Linked DNA regions of Homo sapiens: all the other regions are linked to region 3. The links are chromatin loops, found by intact Hi-C in ENCODE. Cell type or tissue: sigmoid colon. All regions are shown on one strand. Region 1 has its middle 63 kb from the start of MRO. Region 2 has its middle 53 kb from the start of MAPK4. Region 3 overlaps MAPK4 (mitogen-activated protein kinase 4).

Region 1 (8,000 bases), 99 kb before region 3:
CACACACACACATACCCCTCCCTCGGACTTCTTTTATTCAGGGCATTAATCCCACTCATGAGGACAGAGCTCTCATGACATAATCACCTCCCAAAGGCTGATCCTTTTAATATCCCCTTGGGGATTAGATTTCAACATATGAGTTAGAGGGGATAAAACATTCAGATCATAGCAGCCTTGAGCCCATGTCTGGCTATCAGTAGCAGATCCAAGAGAGAGCAGAAGGAAATTTTAGATGTGCCAGAAGAAGCAGAATTAGGATGTGATAGGGAGGGGGCAGTTCTGTTGGGTCCAGAGCTGCCACCAGAAGTGGGAAGGGTTGGGAGTAGGGTACCTTGGGTAGCCTGAGAGCTGTACTCCCCTATTGGGAGGTAAGTTGAGTGCTACCTGACTTGAAAGTCCTGGAGGACCTCTGGTTGGTTCAGGAGATGAAGCCTAGGTGCTCTGAGAAGCTTCCAGAACCAACTAGATTGGTAGATAGTCTGTGCCAGACCCAAGAATATGGTTCCCACTCCCAAGCCACAGAGAACTCCCAATCCACCCTCTTTGCCTCCAGATAGCCCTTGCAGGGAGGGGCTGTGGGCTGCATGCACTGGCAAGGCAGGATGGGAAAAGATGAGGCAAATGACTGAGCTGAGGGGAACAGAAAGACCCCAGGGAGAAGCAACAGCTCCCCTTCACCTCCCTGTGCTTTCATCTGTATCCATTTGTTCGTTCAGACCCTGCCTTGTTTCAAAGAAATCAAGATAGATTATTCATCTTCATTGACCAGTTTATAGCTCAGTTCCCCCCTCCTCCGTCTAGCCCTAGCATTTCTTTGCGGTTTTCCTGTGTCTTGCAAGTGCCCACTTTTTGTCCCTGCTTGATTTTTTTTTTTTTTTTAAGACAGGGTCTCACCCTGTCACCCACACTAGAGCGCAGTGGTGCCATCTTGGCTCACTGCAACCTCTGCCTCCTGGGCTCAAGCGATTCTGCCATCTCAACCTCCCAAGTAGTTGGGACTACAGTTGTGTGCCACCACACCTGGATGATTTTTGTATTTTTTGTAGAGATGGGCTCTCACCATGTTTTCCAGGCTGGTCTTGAACTCCTGAGCCCAAGTGATCAGCCCACCGTGGCCTCCTAAAGTGCTGGGATTACAGGCATGAGCCACTGTGCCTGGCCCCCGTGCTTGATCTTTTGACTAGTTTTGATTCATGTCAGAAACTAAGAGGTACTTTGTATTTTGTTGTTGAAGAATAAAATAGAGGCCAGGAGGCCTTCTCTGGCAGTTCTGCAGTACAGGCAGTACTTTGGTTGGATGGCCACATGGAACAGCCCAGATAATTCACACTAATTTAGCAGTCATTTGCACCACTCAGTCGGAATCTAACATGCAGCTTCTTTGCCTCATTGCTTCCCAAGACCTCAGAGAGGAGCCTTTGGTGCAAAGTGTTCTGGAAGCATGGAGCTTTCAGATACATTTATTATCACTTATTTGGATATAATTTATGTTTTCCGCTTAACATGAAAAAGGCTAGAATGTATAATGTTTGCCAAAGATCCACTGATTTTCTTTAAAGGGTTTTAACTATGCATTAGAAGGATCAGCCTTCTCTGTTCATTCCTTATTTTTCACCTGGAAATTTCTTATGGCAACAGTGAAAGTGGTTGTCCAACCCATATGCCTTTATGAAGCTGACCTCTCTCCTGTCATGCATAAGACCTTGGAAGTTCTGACTTTTAAGCCAGACAAAGCCAGGAAGAGCTGCAGAATCCAAGCAAATGTCATTTTGATGGATTTAAATGGATTCATAGATTGTAGGGAGTACATGAAATGAATTCATAGTAGCATCAAGTAAATAGATAGTCAAATCCCATCAAATGTCTGCCATCCTGGTTTTGGGTTAGATACAGAATCATTAGACTTAAGAATGAGGTAATATGTAACTTGAATTCAAGCAACTTCATCATCTATCAAATGATCTTAATTCAGGATCATCTCTCAAATGTACTTAAGCTTCATCTGTTAGCACTACTTTACTTATAAATGCATGTTGCAAGAAGAAATGTTCCTTTATCTATGTTCCTAATGTTAAGAAAGCTAGTTTGTTCATTTTATAGGAGTTAATTTGAGCCAGACAAGTGATGTCACAGTGAATTAATTTGTCACCAAGATTGTTGGGAAAAATCAACTTCCTATGACAAATGTAGCTTAGAACTTCAAGTGAACAAATGCTGTTTTCTACAATAAACATCCTCTGTAATGTATTTACATAAAACAAACACATTAGTCTTAAGATTATAAGCCAAAATCTTTGGAACTACAAAAATAAAACTTTCAATATTACAGCACAGATCATTGGACTTTCTAGCAAACTAGACGAGATTTCAACTCTGAGGACAAGATACAGACTGGTGATAGAATTAGCTTACGTTTTTTGTTCACAGTTGTGTAAATATGCACTTTATTTTCCTTTTCTACCTAATAAGATTTAATGGCTACATCAGGACTTATTTTTTCAAAGCACCTGTATCAACAGTCTCTCATGTTTTTAGGGTTGTTCCTGGGCAGTTGCTAACCGGGCCTTGGAAACTCTGCTTTCCTCCACATTTTCTAGCCAAAGCTAATTCATGATTTTATAGTTTGTAATCTCTGTTTCCACAATTCCATTGGAAGGCATGAACTTAGATTCCCATTGGTGTGGTAACTGTGGAAGATGGCTCGGTTACAGTTTTTCTTTTCTTTTCCTTCTTTCAACTTTTTTTTTTTTTAAGAGATGGAGTCTTGCTTTGTTCCCGAGGCTGAAGTGCAGTGGCACAATCATAGCTCACTGCACTCCTTGATCTCCTGTGCTCAAGAAATCCTTCCACCTCAGCCTCCTGAGTAGCTGAGACTACAAGGGCATGCTACTGCGCCCAGCTAGTTTTATTTATTTATTTTATTTTGTAGAGACAGGCTCTTACCATCTTACCCAGGCTGGTCTCCAACTCTTGGGCTCAAGTAATCCTATCCTCCCTCTTCAGCCTCCCAAGATACTGGGATTGTAGGTGTGAGCCATGGTGTCTGGCCTTTCACAGTTTCTGATCTCAAATCCTGTCAAAATCTCTAGCCAATTTGCAAAATGGCCCAGCTGACAGAAAACCTGAAAATTTGCTTGAAATCCCTCTAATTGCTTAGAATTACTTAATTGTTTCCTTAGTGGGCACTGTGGCGTTATGTGTCCCCCTGAAAAGAGATACACTGATGTCCTCATCCCCAGTACTGCAGAATGTAGCCTTATTTGGAAATAAAGTCTTGCAGAGAACCAAGTTAAGATGAAGTCATTCGGGTGGGCCCCGATCCAGTACTTGTGTATCCTTATAAAAATGGGAAATCTGGATGCCAGCATACACAGAAGGAAGTTGATGTGAAGACGCACACAGGGAGAAAGCCATGTGAAGATGGAGGCAGAGACTGGAGTGATGCAGCTGCAAGCCAAGGGACGCTAAGGATTGTGGGCCACCACCAGAGCCAGGGCGGGGCAAGGAAGCATTCTACCCAGAGTCTCAAGGGAGCGTGGCTCTGCTGACACCTTGATTTAAGACTTTCAGCCCCTAGAACTCTGAGATAATACGTTTCACTTGTTTTAAGCCACCCAGGTGTGGTACTTTGTTATGGCAGCTCTGGTGAATCTTTTAACCCTGGGGAGATTTAGAACTGAGAACAGAGATTATGAAGCAAATCAAACCCCTAGTATGACTATTGTGTAAAATCTGGGAATAATTTGTGTGCATTAGCATTTGTCTTAGCCAGCATTCACCTTGGAAAGCAGAGCTGAGAGGAAGCTCAGGGGCAGGTAGTTTATCTGATAAGGGATATAGGGAACAGGAGTAAAACAATAAAACTGGGTGCATAATTGACTTGGTCATTGCTACGGGCAACTGATGCTCCATCCTTCTGGGCACTTCTGAGGAACCATGTGGAATAAGCCTCAGGTTTGTCTGCCGGAAAAATGGTAGAGGAGATCCTTTATCCACTGGCTTCATTCTCTCACTGGATATCCCGTACACTTCTGGGGTCAGTCTCTCTCTCTCTCTCTCTCTCCCCCTCTCCCTCTCCCTCCCTTCTCTCTCTCTCTCTCTCTCTCTCTCTCTCTCTCGCTCGCTCTGTGTGTGTGTGTGTGTGTGTGTGTGTGTGTGTGTGTGTGTTTATGAATGTAGAGCAGTTCCCAAGGAGCCCTTTGCCATAGCGTCTGAATGTCTGAGAATTACACAGGTACAAAGCAAGAGACTGAAGCTGAGAGGTGCTGTCTGGCCTCACCTGTGGTTACTACAGGAGTGATTAAAGCAAAAGGTAGGCTGTGAGGGTGTGAGGTAGGACCCAAGTGGTGTTATTAGTCCATTTTCATGCTGCTGTTAAAGACATACCTGAGACTAGGTAATTTACAGAAAGAGGTTTAATGGACTTACAGTTCCACGTGGCTGGGGAAGCCTCAGAGTCATGGCAGAAGGCAAGGAGGAGCAAATCACATCTTATGTGGATGGTGGCAGGCAAAGAAAGGATGAGCTTGTGCAGGGAAACTCCTCTTTTTAAAACCATCAGATCTCATGCATCTTATTCACTATAATGAGAACAGCACAAGAAAGACTTGTCCCCATGATTTAATTACCTCCCACTGGGTCCCTCCCACAACATGTGGGAATTCAAGATGAGATTTGGGTGGGGACACAGCCAAACTGTATCAGGTGTCCAAAAGTATTTGGAGAATTTGGCTAATTACAGTCCCGAGCAATCAATTTAAATTCTAAGCTGAAAACTGCAAGAGAATCTTAGTCTATAAATAGCATAGGCACATTTAAAAGAACTTCATCATTGTATTTATAAACTTGATTTAGGAGATTTGTAAGAATCACTTTAGTACTTGGAAAAGTTGGTTAGCTAGACAACTGAATTATTTTAAAAAGGGAATTTATTATGTTGGGTTTATAAATACAGATAAAATATTCCAAGGAATTAAGTTATACAAATCTTCTTAAAATTATTGTGAAATTTGAAAGATTTATAAATTGAATACTATGTCTAAATTGAACTTAAAAACATAGGGAAAACTAAGCCTTTGAATTTGTTTCTGTAATAATTGGCTTTAAATACCAAAGTAAATTCTGAAGATTATTTTTCATGCACAAAAAAAGCTATCTCTAAAGACTAAAAACATTTACGGTTGTATCTTCAAATCATGTGAAAATTATTCTTTTCTACACTGTTCATCTGAAAAGTGGGTTCTTAAAAAGGGGGTTAAATACAGTAGTCCCCCCCTTATCCAAGGCAGATACGTTCCAAGATGTTTCATGGGAGCCTGAAACCTTGGATAATACTGAACCCTATATATTCTATGTTTTTTCTACACACATATATATGGATGATAAGGTTTAATATATTAATTAGGCACTGTAAGAGATTAACAACCATAACTAATAATAAAATAGAACAATTATAATATACTATAAGGAAAGTCTTTTGAAACTTATGAATTGTTTATTTCTGAAGTTTCCCATTTAATGTTTTCAGACCATGGTTGATCCTGGATAACTGAAACCGCCAAAAGTGAAACTGTGAATAAGGGGAGACTACTAGATAAGATATTCACTTAATTAGCAGCTTAAATTTTGTATCAATTGGAGTTCTTTGGTTGCAAACAACAGAAATCAATTTTGGCAAAGCAAAGGAAACTTACTAGAAGGATTCTGGTAAATTTCACAGATAATCAGTGAAAAGGCTAAGAGCCAATCTCTGAAATGGAGAGAAACCAAGTTGGCTCTGGGAGTGTGAGCAGGGTATTTGGGCTCTGCATTAGGTAGGTTCAGTTGCAGGTATGAGAAGCTACTCTGGTTCTTGTCAGCAGAGAAGGATTTAATACAGGGAGTTGGGTGCTTACAAAGTCCATGCAAAGGCTGCAGGAGCAGACTGTAGACCACTAGAAGATTGACCTGCTGAGGGTATGCTAACTTTGCCACTGCCAGGAAGACTGAGGTTGAGGAAGCTGCTTTCCTGTGAGCTGTCTTTTTTCTCCCACTACCCTCACCTCTTGTGGTAACATGCAGTGGAGGGTCATCCTTGTGAACTGGGGTCAGCCCAGCATCCTTAGTTGGGGCTTTGATTTTGTCCTGGTGCTTCTACTGCTGCACAACTGTCCCAATGCCCAGTGGTATAAAACAATAGCCATGTTATTATGCCATGGATTCTGTGGGTCAGGAGTTCAGATAGGGTTTTGTGGAAATGGCTTTGTCTGCTCCATGATGTCTGGGAAAACTTGAACAAAAAGGGCTGGAGTCATAGGCAGCTTCTTCGCCTACATATCTGGTGTGGGTCTGAAGGGTGGGCTTAGCTGGAATTGTCAACCAGAGCATGTATGCATAGTCTCTCCGTGATGGTATCTTAGGACAGTGGAACCTCTTACGTGGAGGCTCAGTTCTCCAAAAGCACAGGTTCCAGTCAGCAAAGTGGAAACTGCCTGTTTTTTTATGACCCAGCCTTGGAAATCACACAGCATCACACTTCTGCTGTACTCTATTGGTCAAAGCAGTCACAAGCCCACTTAGCAGAGGGGACTTGGACACCATCTCTTCATGGGAGGGGTGGGGATATGGACACCATCTCTTCATGGGAGGGATGTTAAGAATTTGCAGCCATGGTTTGAAACTACCATGGTTTCATTCTTCTGAGGTCTAACACTCCCAGGTTATAGTACCCTTGTTTTCCATTAATCTTGACTGCCCCGGTAGCTACAAATCAGAAACCCACCTATAACCATGTAGCTGGAGGTCCTTAGCCAGGGTGCATGGCTTACTATGATATTGATCCTCTCAGCCCTTGGGACTGGAGGGGTTGTGGGGTCCTGGGTCAGCTGGAGGATCTGGGCTGGTCCCCACCAGCCAGAGTGATCTCATCAGTCACTCTGATAGTTGATACACATTTAATCATTTTCTAGGTGTACCTCAAGGTGAAAAAAGTTGGGGTGCACTGCACTAGACCATAAGCTTCTTGCAGGTAGGAACCTTATTTGCTTTCTCCGTCACTATACCCCCAGGGTGCCTGACATAGCAGGGCTCAATAAACAGATGAATGAATGAATGAATGAATTTGTGCTAACACTCATGAGGTGGAAGCAGCCATTGCGGCTTTGCCTGTCTTTGTCTGTTAGGGGAGGACCATCTACAGGAGTTACCAGGAGTGTCCTGAAATAGTGGGCCACTCTCCCCATCACAAGTCCTTGGTTCCAGGGAGCAAGTTTCCTTTGTCCCTTTATCCATGAGTTCAGGGTTTTCATCATCACTTGGAGTCCCACTAGCCAATTGGTGCCTCCTTAGGCTCTGATCAGCTGAGAAAGAAAAAAGGGAGTTTGAAGGGGAAGAGAGACAAAGCAGAAGCACTGCAGCAGAAAAGGCTCTCCCTGCCTTCCCCACTCCCTGCCATAGGTTTCCCCCAAGCCTCTGAGCCAAGGCCTCCAACCCTGGGGTTGCAGCCCAGCCCAGCCATGGACCAGCTGTGTAGTTGTAGAGAGACAGCACCGAAACTCCTGCCCTCAGAGTTCTCTTCTGGAACCTGCCTCCCTCATGAGGCTGTGTTGAGGTCACAGTGCTGCCCACAGTGCAGGCTCTGAAGTCCTCAACAGGAAAGAAGGTGCAGTTGTCTTTAGTTGCTCTATGGCTGTGATATTTATCTCTGTTTCCCCAGCCAGGCCCTGGGGGACAGTAGACCCTCACTCCATATTTGTTCATTGAGGAAATAACTGAAGTGATTTTTAATTGTCCTGGTTTTGTAGGCCAGAAAACGATGGCACAGGAATAGAGTGGCCTGACTTGAGTTTAGAGTGACGGTAACAGTTTCAGACTGACACTTACTGAATTGCCAGCTGTCTCCTGGCCTCCAGATATCCTCATTTCTTTTTTTTTGAGACAGAGTCTCACTCTGTCTCCCAGGCTGGAGTGCAGTGGTGTGATCTCAGCTCATTGCAACCTCCAGCTCCCAGGTTCAAGCA
Region 2 (8,000 bases), 150 kb after region 3:
CTAGCAGTATTTTCCCTTTAATCAAGTCCTTATGATTTCTAGTAGAATTCTCAAGTTTTCTTCATTCTCCCAAGTCATTCCCATGGGGTTCTTCATCTTGCACTTGATTTCTGTTTGTTTGGTATGTTGTTTTTCCACATGCCTAAGGAGAGTAGTTGCCATTTATTCCTGGTGAATGTTAAGCTTTTTGTTTGCATCCGTGACTCCCGTCTGTGCTGCTTCTCTCATATCTCTAGCTGCACACAAATCTCTGATATTAAATGGTGGCTCAGACAGAGCCAAAAGCAGAACTCTGCAGCATGCTGGAAAGATCCCCTTCTAGGCAAACACATGACCTATTCATCAGGAGTATTTAAGAATAGTTGTATAAACACCTGTAACTTTAACCACACTATTTAGGATCTGTTATTTTTTCATCTTGTCTTCAAGAACATCATGGAATCAATTTTTGAATTATATGTATATACTACGTAAGTATATATATCTATATTAAAAATATATTTTTCAACAGTTTTTGGGGAACAGGTGGCGTTTGGTTACATGAGTAAGCTATTTGATTTCTGAGATTCTGGCACACCCAAGCAGTGTCCACTGTACCCAGTGTGTAGTCTTTTATCCCTCACCTGCCTCCCACCCTTTTCCCCAAGTCCCCAGAGTCCATTATATCATTCTCATGCCTTTGCGTCCTCATAGCTTAGCTCCCACTTATAAGTGAGAATATATGATGCTTGGTTTTCCATTCTTCAGTTACTTCACTTAGAATAATGGCCTCCACTTCCATCCAGATTCCTGCGAATGCCATTATTTCATTCCTTTTTATGGCTGAGTAGTATTCATGGAAAAAATTTAAAGTGCCTTTCTAAAATCCAAATAAAGTACATTTCCTTTATTTCATTGTTAAGTAAACCTAGGGGGGTAAGAAAAATCTGGAATTACCTTGACTTGACTTATTCTTAAAGAATCCTAGGCCAGGCACAGTGGTTCACATCTGTAATGCCAGCACTTTGGGAGGCCAGGGTGGGAGAATCACTTGAGGCCAGGAGTTTGAGACCAGCCTTGGCAACATGGCAAAACCCCATCTCTACAAAAAAAAAAAAAAAAAATCTAAAAATTAGCTGGGCGTGGTGGAGCATGCCTGTAGTCCCTGCTACTCAGGAAAACTGAAGCAGGAGGATCACTTGAGCCTGGGAAGTTGAGGCTGCAGTGAGCTGTGATTGCACCACTGCACTCCAGTATGGGCTACAGTGTGAGACCCTGTCTCAAAATAATAATAATTTGTATTGGCTTCCTATAGCCAATGTTTTCTAAGTACCTGTGAACCATCCATTAAATAATCCTGGGATCAGCATGAAGCTCACCCACCTATATTTTCTAGAATTGACTCTCTATGTCAGATTGGATTATTGTTACTAACACCCTTACTCCCTGTATTAGGATAATAGGTCCCTGACTTTTTCGGTGTCTGCTATGGCCTGACAATCTTAACTGCCTAGAGAGTAACTCAGCTGGGAAGTAGGAGCTCTTAATTCCTCACCTATCTTGGGCTTCAGGGACTAAAGCGTTGTTTATTCCACTTGCTCCAATTTTATTTTCTATCTCCTTGATAAAAGTGGCAAGAAAAGGGAAGCTACATCTGATTCCCATCATTTGGCCATAGTACGTTAGCCACCTCAAGCAATTGAATCCTATTCTGTCACTGACTGATAGAAGGAAGTTTAAGATGCTTCCATTTTTGTGGTTTTTCTTATTCTTCCCAATTTCAGCAGCCCATCACTGCCACTTGTTTCCGTAAGTAAGAGAGACTATTTTAAAAGTCCAAGTTGCTAATTTCAGTCTATTTTGACATGAACTGTCTAAGCCATGTGTGTGTCTACGTGTGTGTATGTGAAAACACTCAGTTTCTGAGAATCCTTAATTCATGTCCTTAGATAGACTTGGCTTCAGGATAATTTTTAGATTGTAAACGTGGGCTCACTGATGTAGCGGCAGAGGGGAGAGTCCTTACTCTGGAGGACAGTTCGGATTTGCACACTCCTCTGAGCATTCATTTTGTGTGTTTGTCACTAACGGTGAAGGAGGTGAACCAAACATTTTATAATGAATCTCCGACAGGAACAACTTGTTCTTTAAATTCAGAAGCCAAGAAACTTTCAATAGAATTGGTTTAGAGGGCCCGGGTGGTGGTTTTTTGTTTTTGGGGGGTATTTTTTGTAAACTCAAGTGGAGCAATTCTTATTCAGTCAGAACCAAAATCCTGTCTAACTATATTTGCATCACACTCGCTGGCACAAATTGCCTGGTGATGAAAATAAAAGAGCCTGTGTAAAAGTCTTGGAATAAAAACAACACACATAAGAAAAAGGAAACAGGATCTTGAAGGGAAATAGGAAGGAGAAAGAGGTCAACAGAGGAGAAATGGGGGAGGAGGGAAAAAGGGGGAGGGAGAGAATATCTATAGTCAGAGAATACTTGCATTGAAAGTTGCCTACAAGAATATCTAATCTAACTTAACAACCCTTACATTAATGGTTTGGATATTGAGGCACAGAAAGCCTAATTTGCACAGTAGCACTCAGTTAATAACAAAGCCTGTAGCCATAGTCTCACCACCTGTGTTCATTCTTTTTTCCTTCTACTCCTTACCCCTCAGGCAGGCTTATACATTAATTTGTTTAATATGCAATTAAAAATTTTATTTTTTTTAAAACTTTTATTTTAGGTCCAGAGGTACATGTGAAGGTTTGTTACGTAGGTAAACTTGTGTCACAGGAGTTTGTTGTACAGATTATTTCATCGCCCAGGTAATAAGCTCACTACCCAATAGTTATCTTTTCTGCTTCTCTCTCTCCTCTCACCCTTCATCCTCAAGTAGACTCTAGTGTCTGCTGTTCCTTTCTTTGTGTTCGTAACTTCTCATCATTTAGCTCTCACTTATAAGTGAGAACATGCAGTATTTGGTTTTCTGTTCCTGTGTTAGTTTGCTAAGGATATTTGCCTCCAGCTCCATCCATGTTCCCCCAAAAGACACAATCTTATTCTTTTTTATGTCTGCATAGTATTCCATGGCATACATATACCACATTTTCCTTATCCAATCTTTCAGAACATGCAGTTTTTAACTGGCTTGATTCATTGTGAGAAGAGAAACAACTGCCTCCTAGAAAAGTACAACAGAAAGGTTTGGATGCATTTGAAAGACTAAGAAAAAACCCAGGATATATTTTCATTCAAGCATCTGACATAGTTATTTGTCCAAACATAGCTGTTTGTACCTAAAAACTGAACGTTAAGTTTTCTTCTGGAGTATAGCACAGAAACTCCTTAAAGGCAGATTCCAAAGCTCCCTTCGTTGCTCTGGAAACTGGTTAATGTTCTTAGCCATCATGCCACGACTCACCTCATCCTTCCCTCAGGATGGGATTTCCAGAAGGACAAGAGTGAAGCTGGGAGAGGCTTCCATTATGATCTTCTAATCTTGCACTAAGGTACACGTGGGTCAACATCACACACACACACAGTCACATACAACACAAGCTACTCAAGGAATTTAGTCTTCTTCACTCATATCTACCTGTTATACCTGTAACAGTGTGGCCACAGGGGGGACAAAAAGTGCTATTCCAACTTATTAAAAAAATTTAGTTTTCTTCTTGCCCTGAAGAAAAAGTCCATTTCCCAGAACTACTGTAATAGGATGTTACAAGTATCTCTGACACCCAGAGATATGTATTCGGAATCTAACAAACTGGTGGGGCAGTGCCTCCCAAACCTCTTGGTACCAGCTGATGTGCTTGCAGGGAATGGCCAGTCTGTGGGACAGAAGTTGTAAGTTTAAGTTCCAGGGGGAGAGACTAGAGGAAAGGACCTTGGGGGGTTGTTTTCACAAAGGAAAGCAAGAGGCTTGGGGCACATGTATTGTTGCTGAAGGGCCTAAGAGCCAGACAGGGCCAGGGTAGGTCTGGGCTGGCGATTTCCACCTAGAACACAGTGTGGTTCTAGCAGTGCGTGCATCAAGAAAAGATGAAATAACAGACAGCAGTACTGGCCTCAGAAGGACTTTGCAGTTTTGGGGGCCCAGGAAACAGCAGCCTAGGCAGGGAGAATCATTGCTTTTGGAGAGCAGCCCAGCAGCAGCTGCAGTGGGGAGACACTGCCCTCAAGTGGCCTGTGGGCTGGGGACCTCAATGGTCCAGAACTCACCAGAGACATACCAGGATTAATTGGGGGACACTGAACATCCTGCTGTCAATGCTGTCAAATAGGTGGCAACTGTGAGCCCGCACATTCATATGTTAATGTTAGCATGATGTGCCCACGTGATCAGGAGGCCTGGGAAGGGGTCATTCTCTCCTTCCTCCTCTCATACCTGTGCTCCATCTTCCTCCAGAATTCCTGGATTCCAACTTCACAGATCAAGAGCATTTTCTCACAGCAGTCCTACGTCCTGACCATTGTGCAAGTGTATATTACACAGAGGCAGGAAGCCATTCATCTGCAGTCATTGTTGAGTTGTACCATTATTGTGAACATTTCGTGACAAGTGGCTGTGAAGTGACTTGAGGTTCAGGGTTTTTCCCCAATTTTTCTTATTGGGTAATGGAGGGACTTCCATTAGTGCAGGCCTCTGTTCCAGATATGGTTGTATCCTAGGAGATATCCACATGGATGGCCTCAGAGAAGACCCATCACCAGGACTGAAGTCAAAATGGAGGAAGTGTTAGACTTTCTGACATTGTTCCTGAGTAATTTCAGTTGGGGAAATATGGGGGAAAAAATGAGTGGATTCTTAGTGACTGGCCTTCAAATCGTGAGATGATCTGTAAAAACAAACCCCCTCTCCAGGCACTAGTTCCGAATTCAGGTCTAAGGACAGAAACTGTGTTCTATTCCCCTCTGTTTGTGCAATCTCAGCATAATGCCCATCACCAAGGTGTTTGTTGAGTTGAATTTTGTTGAATTCCTTTTTCAATAAGGTCTAGCAATAAATACATCAATAGCAAACAAATTAGGAGCTTTGCTACCACAAAATACAAGTGACCCCAGGGTGTAATGCAGACAGTTTGAGACTCTATGTCATAACTTGAGTGAGTTTGGAGCACTGGGTGGGAGAGAGAAACACAATAGGAAAAAAAGTTAACATTTGTTTTTTGTTTTGTTTTGATACAGAGTCTTGCTCTGTCACCCAGGCTGGAGTGCAGTGGCACAATCTCAGCTCACTGCAACCTCCACCTCCTGGGTTCAAGCGATTCTTATGCCGCAGCCTCCCGAGTAGCTGGGATTATAGGCGTGTGCCACCATGCCCAGCTAATTTTTGTATTTTTAGTAGAGATGGGGTTTCACCATGCTGCCCAGGCTGATCTTGAACTCCTGACCTCAGGTGATCTCCCCCCGTTGGCCTCCCAAAGTACTGGGATTATAGGCAGGAGCCACTGCACCCAGTCAAAAAGTTCACATTTGTTGAGCACTTACTATGTACTGAATGCTCTGCTTTCATTATCTCTATTGAGGGTTTGGTGTAGGGCTTGGGAGCTTCATTCTATCCTCTCACCTTCCACCCTTAAGGTTATAAACAAACAAACTTACTTATGAAGGACAATAACCAAATGGGAAACAAATGAACACTTTAGACATGGTAGCCCCACTGTACACTAATATTTAGGTTGGTACAAAAGTAATAGCGGCTTCTGCAATTAAAAGTAACTGCAATAACCACAGTTACTTTTGCACCAACCCAATACAAACTCTGAGTTGAAGAATTGAACTTAAAGGAGGCCTTTTGGTTCTTCCTCACCTGAATCTGAGATGGTCAGTTCCCCAGAAAAGATCCAACCTGATTTACCACACTCAGTTTCCAGTAGAGAAGGTGGGGCACAGAGACAATGTATGAGGTAGGGTCCTTTCTAGGCCTCTTACATCATGGAGACAGAAAATAAAAATAAGCATCTGGCCCATTCAAAGGACCCAGGCCCTCTTTCTGAAGCAACTACATCTTATTATTTATCTACTGCTATGTAACAAATTACCTCAACACTTGGTGGTTTTAAAACAACATTTATTATCTCACAGGTTCTGTGAATCGGAAATCTGGGCATGCCTTGACTGGGTCCTTGGGCTCAGACTGTGTTATACCACTGCAATCAGGCTGTCAACCAAGGCTCACTATGGAAGGGTCCACTTCCAAGCTCATTTATATGGTTGTTGATAGGATTCAGCTCCTTGTGAGCTATCGGACTGAGAACTTCAGTCCCTTATTGGCCTCTTGGCCAAAGGCTGCCCTCAGTTCCTGACACATGAGCCTCTCTATATGGTGGTGCATTATATGACAGCTTGCTTTATCAGAATAAGCAAGTGGGAAAAGCCAAGCAGAGCATGTGCAAACGAGAGAGAAGTCACAGTCTTTTGAAACCTATTCTCAAAAGTGATGTCTCCTCACCTTTATTATATTCTACTCATTAAAATATAAATGTCATTTAGAAAATTTGAAAATATGTGGAACAATAACAGTCATAAGTAACTATTATGTAAAGAAGAAATAAAAAGGAAAATCCAAAAATATAGGCATTTATAGCTATACATATTATAATGTATAGCTATAAATGCCTATATTAAAAAGAAGAAAGATGTCTTTTAAACACAAATATTTCCTATCGTGTTTTAAATATCTTTTAAATACAAAAATTAGCTGGGCATGGTGGCACACGCCTATAATCCCAGCTACTCGGGAGGCTGAGGCATAAGAATTACTTGAACCCAGGAGGTGGAGGTTGCAGTGAGCTGAGATTGTGCCACTGCACTCCAGCCTGGGTGACGGAGCAAGACTCTGTATCAAAACAAAACAAAAAACAAATGTTAACTTTTTTTCCTATCGTGTTTCTCTCTCCCACCATTTCCTTTAAGATGAATGAAATAAAAACACAACATACCAAAACTTACAGGATGCAGCTGAAGTGACATTTACTGGGACATGTATAGCTATAAATGCCTATATTATAAAAGAAAGATTTCAAATCAACCTAACCTCCACCTGAAGATGCTGAAGAAAGATCTAAAGCAAGGAGAAGATAGAAAATAATAAAGATTAGAATAGAAATTAATGAAACAAGGAAGAGAAAAACAATATATAAAAATCAATACCAAAAGCATGTTCTTTGAAAACATCAATAAAATTAACAAACCTTTAGCTAGATTGACAAAAAAAAAAAAGATTATAAAGGGAATACATGCAAAATATATGATATTATATGCAAAAACCTAGATAACCTGGATGAAATGAACAAATTCCTAGAAAGACATAAACTAATAAAACTGACCCAAGAAGAAATAGACACTCTGAACAAAACTGTAATAATGGAAAAGAATGAATTAGTAACAAAAAATCAGATTACTCAAAGAGAAAAGCAGGAACAGATGGCATCAATGCAGACATTCTACCAAATGTATAATTGATACCAACTTTTCACAAACTCAAATTCAAAAAAATAGAAGAAGGAACTCTTCCTAATTCATTCCATGAAATTAGAATATGAGATGATCTGTTCCCCAGAAACTGACCAGAAATTATTCTGATACCAAAATAAGACAAATGCATCACAGAAAGACTGCAGATCCATGTCTCTTATGAATATGTATGCAAAGATTGTAAACAAAAATACTAAGAAACCAAACTGGCAGTGTGCAAAAATTATACACATAACCAAGTACAATTTATCCCAGGAGTGCAAAGGTGGTTCAACACAAGAAAACCAATCAATATAATATACTGCATTAATAGAATGAAGGGAAAAAATCACATGATCATCTCAATTAATGCTGAGAAAGCATCTGACAAAATCTGACATTATTTCATGATTAAAAACATCAAACAAACTGGGAATAGAAAGGAATTTCATTAACTTGATAAAGGACATGTATGGAAAACCCACAGCTAACATCATACTTAATGGTGAAAGACTGAATTCTTTTCCCTTAAGATCTGTAACAACACAAGATGCCCATTCTCA
Region 3 (8,000 bases):
CCCAGAAACCAGGGTGCAGAGTTCCCAGTGCTATATCAAAACTGGCATGGTGAGCTGTATTCTTTTTGACAATGTGACCTCGCTCTTCAAAGCAATGGGTCAAATCTAAACTTCACTGTCCCTGCCCTCTGGTGGCTGTTGACTCAAATTACAGGTATAGGAACTAAGTGGGGAGGAAAAACCCTGCAAAACTAGACATGTAAATTCAGATCTCTGAAGTAAGGTAATATCATAGCGTCTAAGAGACTGGCAGGTTTTCTAAGTTCATAAAGACCACAGACACACAAAGAAAGAAGACTGTATCCAACACAAAGGCATGAACTTGGCAGACTGCTGCTTTATTCTCATATCGCAGGGCCTCCTATAGAGACACTTTGCTATCTGAACTTCGCACAACTCTGCAAAGATAAATGAAGCAAAAACGATAGTCAACTCAATGCTCTGAAATTAAGGGGGCAAATTAGGGGACACAGATGATCTGAAATAGTAAACAATCAGATCGCCTGTAAAGACTTCTAATGAAGGAAATTTGCCAAGGGTCTAGAACATAGTAATTGCTTAACAGATGTTACCTATTGTTGCTGTTTAGTTAAACATTCCCTTACATTTGAATAAGATGTACTCAAGATTCTGATAATTTGTCAGATCTTCGGTAATTCTGTTCTGCATGTTTTTACTGGGTCCAGGAACAAAACAACCATAGACTTACAGAATTTCAGATTGGGAAGAAATCTAAGAAAACAAGGCCCGTGGTCCTTATCTGGAGATGGTACTGCCCTCCTCACCTTATTTGACTGGGAGTCATTACTGGTATTTAATGGGTAGGGCCGGATTTGCTAACCATTCTACCGAGCATTCCCACCTCCATGCCCAAATGCCCAGAGCACATCCACTGACATCCACCCCTCCACCCCTGAATGCCAACAGCACTTCCACTGAGAAACATCGATTCTGATTCCAGTTCTAACTTTACAGGTGAGGATACCAAGGCTTGGAGAGCACCAGCTTAGTGCTTTCAGCATACATAGGGTCAATATCCATCTGATGAATGGATAAATGAATACCATTCACTCTGTTTGAGGATGCCCAGCCACTAAGAGACAGTGCTGGGAGCACCCAGTGAACCAGATTCTATGGCCTGTGCTAGCGAAGTTGGCCTGGATACCTAACTCAGGGGAATCAAAGAGCCTCCACAGCTCTCCATTCTCTCCCTCCTTGACTCCTGCTGCCCAAGTCATGTAATGGCAACTACACTGAAGCTTCTCTTTCTCCCCACAAGCCTGGTCTGACTCCCAAGGGCATAGCAAAAAGAGGCAATTGCATATCATTATTTTTTTTAGGAAGAGACATGCTTAAGCCTTCTTCCTTTCCAGCTTCTGCTGGGTTGTAAACAGAGAGAGGAATGAGCACCTAAGCAGAGGGGATGACATCACAAGCAAGCTGAATGCAGGATTTGCTTGAGATCAGCTGCAATGCAGATAATCAGCGAATAATTAAGAGGTGCTTTATTTATTTTTAAAACTCTTTCCCTCTCATGCATGGGAGGGACTGTATCCCGTGTGTGTGTCTCTTTTTCAGTGGTCTTCCCAATATGCTGTCAGCTTAGGGGCCAGGTACGATGTCAACGTGGCAAGCCTCAATTCCAGCCACTCCACCTTTCTTGTGGGCTGCTAAATAGACTCTTTGCTGCCTGGCTTTTTTGCTTGTATCTTCCCAGTTCCTGAAATATTCTCCTGCTTCCCCACCACCCCCATTTGTTGAAATCCTATCATTCAGAATCCAAAGTCTCACTTCTTTCCTAAAGCATCCATCCTGGTTCTCAATGACATGTCTCCCTTTTCTAAACTCCTGTGGCACTCATGTGTACGCTGTGTTTGGCATTTACCATACATTAGCCTGGGCTGTTATTTAACTTTTTGTACATGTCCATCTCCCAACTAGACTGTAAGCTTCACAAGTAGCTTACAGGGCACAAAGTAGAGCATAGAAAATATCCGTTGACTGGAAGGAGCTGAGTACCGTTCATTATGTCTACACAGTGGTGATGCCCACGTTTCCTAGGTGGTCACTGTCCCTTGTGATACTTGCCATGGAAATTGTTCAAAGGGCGCATCTCACAACAAGCCCTAACCATTCAGACCAACTAATATTTCTGAACTTCAATCCTCTTAGTAACATATTCTGCTTAGATGCTGCCTCTCTTAGAGTTTCAGTGCTCTAATCAGGCAGCCTCTTGTCTGACCATTTCTCTGTTCCCATTTGAGTTTATTATTATGCCTCTCTTCTCAAGCCTCTTCATTTTCTGTTTCTTTCTTTCCTGTTTCTTTACAGAGCAATTCTTTCCAATTCCTCTGTAATTTGCATTGTAAGCCCTTTGCCTTTCTCCCTAGGTGGGCTGATTACAAGGCATCCACCGCCTAAGAAGTCTAAGGTTAGTGGTCCATTTCTTGCATGATATGCTGAGAGGTGTGGGCCCACTGGCCCTGGGGAGGAGCAGACTGGCATCTGGATGTGTCCACCTGGGCAGGGGAGTGGTTATGGCAGCTCTTGGTGTGGTGCAGCTTCTCAGGGCAAAGCCCAACCATTCTCAGCTCAAAGGTGGTGGTTCAGAGCTGCTCCGAATCACAGGTGTGATTTCAAACCCAGGGAGGTGGCATTCACTGTCTGAGATGGAAAGGTCACTCGTTCAATCGTGCTTGAATGACACCCAGCAAGAGGAATGCATGGAACTCTCACAAGAGCAGCCAAGGTCCCCACGATTCCATGGCTGGGCATCGTAATAAAACACAGGAATAGAAAGTTCTACCCTCAGGACTCTGAACAATGGAGTTTCAGCTCTCAACTGCTTTCTCACTGACTCTCAGGTAACAGCTTAGTTGAGGCCAATTAATTATTCTCTCACTCATCCAGCCTTTTAACATGCGGAGGCAAACCAGAGATGAGATGGCGTGTGCCAACTGTCCCTTTCTGGGATTCCTGGGGCTTTGGTTTACAAATCAGCTTTGGAAAGTCTAAATTTAGACTTACCTCCCCATCTGCTCAGATCCTCCCGAACCTCATGCTTTCGACTTTCCACAGGAACTATCTCCCCAGCAAGGTGCTGACATTTCACAGACACTGCTTTCTTCCCCTCTCCTGAACACTCTGAAACTTACAGGAAGCCCTTCTCCCGAGGAGCCGCTATTTCCAGCTGAGCATGCTATGCACTGCACAGTTCTAGGTGGCACCATTCACATCGCAGTCAGTCTGACTCCAAGGCTCATGATCCTAATGAGTCACTGTGGTCTATGTGAATGGAGTCCTCTAGACCAGGCATTGGCAAACTTTTTCTATAACGAGCCAGATAACAAATATTTCCATGTTTGTAGGACATACAGCCTCTGTTGAAACCACTCAACACAACTTAATTCTGCCTTTATAGCACAAAAGCAGCCACAGACAATATACCTGAACAAATGAGCATGGCTGCATTTCAGTAAAACTTTATTTACAAAAATAGGTGCTGGGCCAGATTAGGCTTGTGGGCTGTAGTTCGTGGACCTCTGCTCTAGACTCCGTGGGAACATCCTCTAGCTCATTCACAAGCAGGTCCTGAAGTGTGTTGGGACCCGGCCCTTTTCTGGCTCCTCCTGCACTGCACTGTCTCCTTCCTCTTGGACTCAGTCTTCCTGTTGCCCCTCAAGGCGACACTATCCCAGGCCTGGCCTCCTAGGGAGCTACCTAGGAGGTGAGGCTTGGTTCAGCTCATATGCAAATTTGATGCCCTCAGGGCCCAGCTCTCCAAAAGCTACCTAATCTGGCCTAAAGTCCCTTCTAGTTCTGCAATTCTGTGGTATGGCTGATGTGCCTTGCTCCGCAACCCCACTTGCATCTTAACAGAAGCCTGCTGGAGAGATGGTAAAGAGGACATGATGAAGATGGTGGAACTGCATGTCCTGAGGGTTTACCAGAGGCCAACGGCTTCACCTGATTATTTCAGTTGGGTCTTACAACACCCCTGTGAGGTTGATATCGTCCTCCATGGAGCTCCAAGAGGGAAGTGATTTTCCCAGAGTCACCCTCTGGCAGGTGAAGAATCTGGGATGTCAACTCAGGTTGGTCCAAGTCCAACACTCACGCTCTAATCGCCATAGTATGATCTCAGCCCCAGCGAGTGACTCTTACCACAAACCATCTAGGCTCAGTGTGAGTTTTCAGGCCCAGTGAGGGAAAAATGTGGGGTAGGCACACCTTGTGGTATGTCTCAAATTAAAGCAAGAGGCAGCCACCTTTTCAGCCTTTGTTCAACCCAGTATGGAGGCCACAGTAAGCCCATTCTATGGAAAGAGAAACCAAGAAATAGAATGTTGAAATAATATTAAAAGTGGAGTAAAAAACCCTTGATTTTAAACAACCACACCCCCACCTTCCATCATGTTCTTGACCTTTAACTGTGAACCTCAGCCATGCTAGAGCCTGTGGCACAGGGACTGGGCATCCTTGGGACGAGCTGGCTGACTTGCAGGCATCCTGACTAGCACGGCCTGTAGCTGACACTGACTGTGGCCACCTACCCAGGAAACGTTCCTGCTTCCTCCTCACGAACAAACCAGGTCTGGTTCGGCCATCAGGCAGCTGAGCCTACCCAGGAATGACTCCCAGTGGGTCTAAACCAGGGTTTCTCAGCCTCAGCACTGTCAACATCTTGAGCCAAGTGATCCTTAGCAGTGGGACTATCCTGTGCACGGCTGAATGTTCAGCAGCATCCCTTGCCTCGGCCTCCTAGATGCCAGTCACACCCCCAAGCTGTGACATCTGAAAGTGTCTCCAAACACTGACAACTGTCACCTGTCGGGGAGGCACAAAATCACCTCTGGTTGAAAATCACTGGTCTCAATCAGCAGTTTTCAACAGGGTTGGTGTTGGCATTTGAGCTGGGTGCCTCGGACTCAAGGTCAAGCTGTTGGCCAGGGCTGCAGTCATCTCAAGGCTCAAATAGGGAGGAAGATCGGCTTCCAAGCTCACTCAGGTGATTACACAATGACTCCGGCCTCAGCTTCTGCAGTTCTCTCTGTTTTATGGGATTGTACCATATACTATTGCTGGAAGTTTAACAACTCTGATCCCAACCCACTAAATGCCAATAGCGCTCCCTGGTCCCTGGGTCAGACTCACATTTCCCGGAGTCCCAGGAGGTGATGTCATCTCCCAAACCCATCCCTGTTGAGGACCATGAATCTAAACCAACTGTGGTAATACAATTCCCTCTTGGCAGTGATTGCTTTAGGGGTGGTCATATGATCCTGTTCTGGTCAACAAGCCTAAGGGAAAGCCTGCTGGGGAGTCCTAAGGGAAAAGGTTTCCTTCCCAAGCAAGAAGAAATCCTACTTCCTGTTTGTGGATGCGGTTGTAGAGGAAGTGGTGTTGGTGCTGCAGCAGCTGTCTTGAGGCCACGTGGGGAGGTGGCAGAGGAGTGTGGGACCTTGCTGGCATCGCTGAGGAGCTGAGCCACGCCTGCAACTACCCACCTCCAGCTTTCTTGCCAAGAGAGACTGTTAAGCCCTACTGCTGTTTAAGACATTTTTGCTTTGGACTTTTACATTTTTTTTTACTTGAGGCTGAGATGATCTGACAGTAACTTGCTCAGCACACGGTTGGTCTAAATGGAAAGTGAGAAGAGGTAGGACACATGGCTTCTGACCTCAAGAAGCTTATATTCATATTGGGGGAGTGGAACTACAACAATAATTATGGAAACAATGCAGGAACATTCAGGGGCCAACTGTGTGATTCCTACTATAAGCGTAGCAGGAAGCAGGGTGAGTCCCATCAGTCAGAGAGGCTCTTGGAGGATGTGGAAGGCAGCTTCCCAGATGCCCCAGTGATCCTGGTTTTCAGGCCTTGTGTCATCCCCTCCCCTTAAGTGGGTGCTGGACTCACTGACTCATTTCTAAAGAATAGAATTTGGCAAAAAGAATGGGATGCCACTTCTGAGATCATGTTATAAAGAGCCTGTAGCTTCCATCTGAGGTAATCACTCTCTCCTGTTCGCTTTTGGGGAAGCTGCTGCTCCTTCTTGAGGCAGCCCTATGGGGGGATCCCTGTGAGTTCTCAGAAATGGACCTGCTGGCCACCGTGTGAGTGAGCTTGGAAGCAACCCTTCCCTGAGTTGAGCCCTGAGTGGACTACAGCCCCGCCAACAGCTTGATGGACATCCCAGGACACCTCGAGTCAGAGGCACCAACTAAACCATGCCCAGATTCTTGACTCTCAGGAGCTGCGTGGTAATAAATGTTGTTTTTAAGCCAATAAATGTTGGGACATTTGTTATACAGCGATAGCTAACTAATGGAGAGGAAGGACTTGGAGATCTGCAGTTCTTGACTTTCTAAAATAGAGAAGAGGCCTTGAAAAGCCCTCCTTGAGTCTGGGGTCCTGGGTCTCACCTGGCATGGATCTCATTAGATTCCAGAGTCAGATAGAATTCTGGGGAGGAGGGGAACCTTACCTGTCTGTTTTCACTGATGTAACCCAGGGTCCAGGGCAGTGTCTGGCATATAGAGAGGGATTCAATAAATAAATATCAGTGGACACAGGAATGGCTCCATGTTTGCAGTAAGATTTTGGTTATGACACAGTACAACCCACATGGAAAGATAAATTTAAAAAGCATCCCTGAGGCCCAGAAAAGAAAGTTTTTTAAATCCCTCCAGAGTGAGTAGGGGCTAAAAGCAGGGGTTCAAGGGAGGAGGCCACACAGGCCCCCAAAAGCATAATGACCAGAGGTGTTTCCTCACCGAGTTAAGAACTGCTGTGTAACTGCTGATCTTTACCATTGAGACTCAGCCGGGTCTCACTCTCAGCGGCGGCAGGGGGACCCCCAGGAATTAGGAGAAACAACTCTCCCTGGCTTTCCGGCTTTTGAAATTAAGCGCTGCTCCCTCCACCCCAGAGGAGTGCAGGCTGCAGTGGTTCGTGTGGAGTGACCTGTGCATGCTCAGGAACTCATTTTCCTTTGCAGAAACCCTGATATATGGGCAGATGGCTGCTCCTAATGGTGCCGCCCATGATGCCAACCTTGGGCTACAGTCCCTATGCCTGTTCCTCTCTCATGCCCAGCACCACTCCCAGCCCAGGACCTGGGATGACCCTTCACAAACACCAGCCAGCAGGACACCAACCGACCCGAGCCAAAAGCCCAGCTTAGTCTAAAATAAATACATCTCAAGCAGAGGAACCACTGACAGGCTCTGCTGCCCATGATGGGCCTCAGGTGAGCCTTCTCCCCCTGGGACGTGTGAGCCTGTGGTGACTGCAAACATCTTAAGGTCCCTGGGAGGCAGTGATGCCACCCACCCTGGGTTGTGTTTCCCTCAATACGGTTTTCTAAAGAACACGCCTGTGGGGACACTGCTGAGAAAGAAACAGGAGGGGACCCTGTTATCTTCACCTCCCTGAGGTGGGGTGGTTAGAGGAAAGAATTGAGGGAGGGAAGAGAAGTTTGCAGAAGGAACATCAGATGCTGGGTGGGGAGTTCCCTCCTCCCCAAAGAGCAAACTCCAGGAGCGTTCAGGCTTTGCTCTGTTTTCCTTTTGAAAATTACGTAACCAGCCAGGGAGAACAAAGCCTTCCCATGCCTCTCAGCGATACTAAAATAGCACGGAGAGAAATTCCGGCTGCCTCGTCGGAACTCCAGCACCACATCAGCAAAGCTGGGGAAGGGGAGCATCTGGGTCCCTGCGTGGGAAGTCTGGGAGCCGGTGGCCACGGGCATAGCACCAGCTGCACAAAGGCCCCTGCCCAGGCTGAAGGCTGAGTCCAGCTTCTGGTCCACAAGTGTGCCAGGGGGCATGTGTAGCAGGTGTGTAAATCCTTCTGATTTTAAACGACTCCTGCAACCTTTGACCCTTGTAGATTCAAGGGGAAACTTCTCTTTTTAAAGGAAGGAGATCTGAGATAGCAGAAGATGGTGGCCTCTTTCAAAATCTAAATCAGTGCAATTATGACTTCAGTGGCTAAAT

The links. Peaks named below come from ENCODE experiments on the same cell type or tissue, not always from the same donor. Only the 100,000 strongest peaks of a DNase experiment are listed, where the experiment ranks them.
Region 1: a loop joins it to region 3, with 4 times the contacts of the local background. A loop is called at or near these places in 3 of 110 quality-filtered maps.
Region 2: a loop joins it to region 3, with 8 times the contacts of the local background. A loop is called at or near these places in 13 of 110 quality-filtered maps.

The regions. Positions count from the first base shown.
Region 1 is chr18:50,753,003-50,761,002 of GRCh38, reverse strand. No RefSeq gene overlaps it. Among named protein-coding and RNA genes, the nearest start is that of MRO, 63 kb to the left of the region's middle. In sigmoid colon, no CTCF peak of the experiment used is centred here; a DNase peak (open chromatin) is centred at 3,452.
Region 2 is chr18:50,503,469-50,511,468 of GRCh38, reverse strand. No RefSeq gene overlaps it. Among named protein-coding and RNA genes, the nearest start is that of MAPK4, 53 kb to the left of the region's middle. In sigmoid colon, a CTCF peak has its summit at 4,171 (motif pointing left); a DNase peak (open chromatin) is centred at 4,128.
Region 3 is chr18:50,654,488-50,662,487 of GRCh38, reverse strand. All of the region lies in intron 1 of MAPK4 (mitogen-activated protein kinase 4), which reads right to left. Among named protein-coding and RNA genes, the nearest start is that of MAPK4, 98 kb to the right of the region's middle. In sigmoid colon, no CTCF peak of the experiment used is centred here; DNase peaks (open chromatin) are centred at 3,207, 7,197 and 7,747; H3K4me3 peaks cover 827 bases.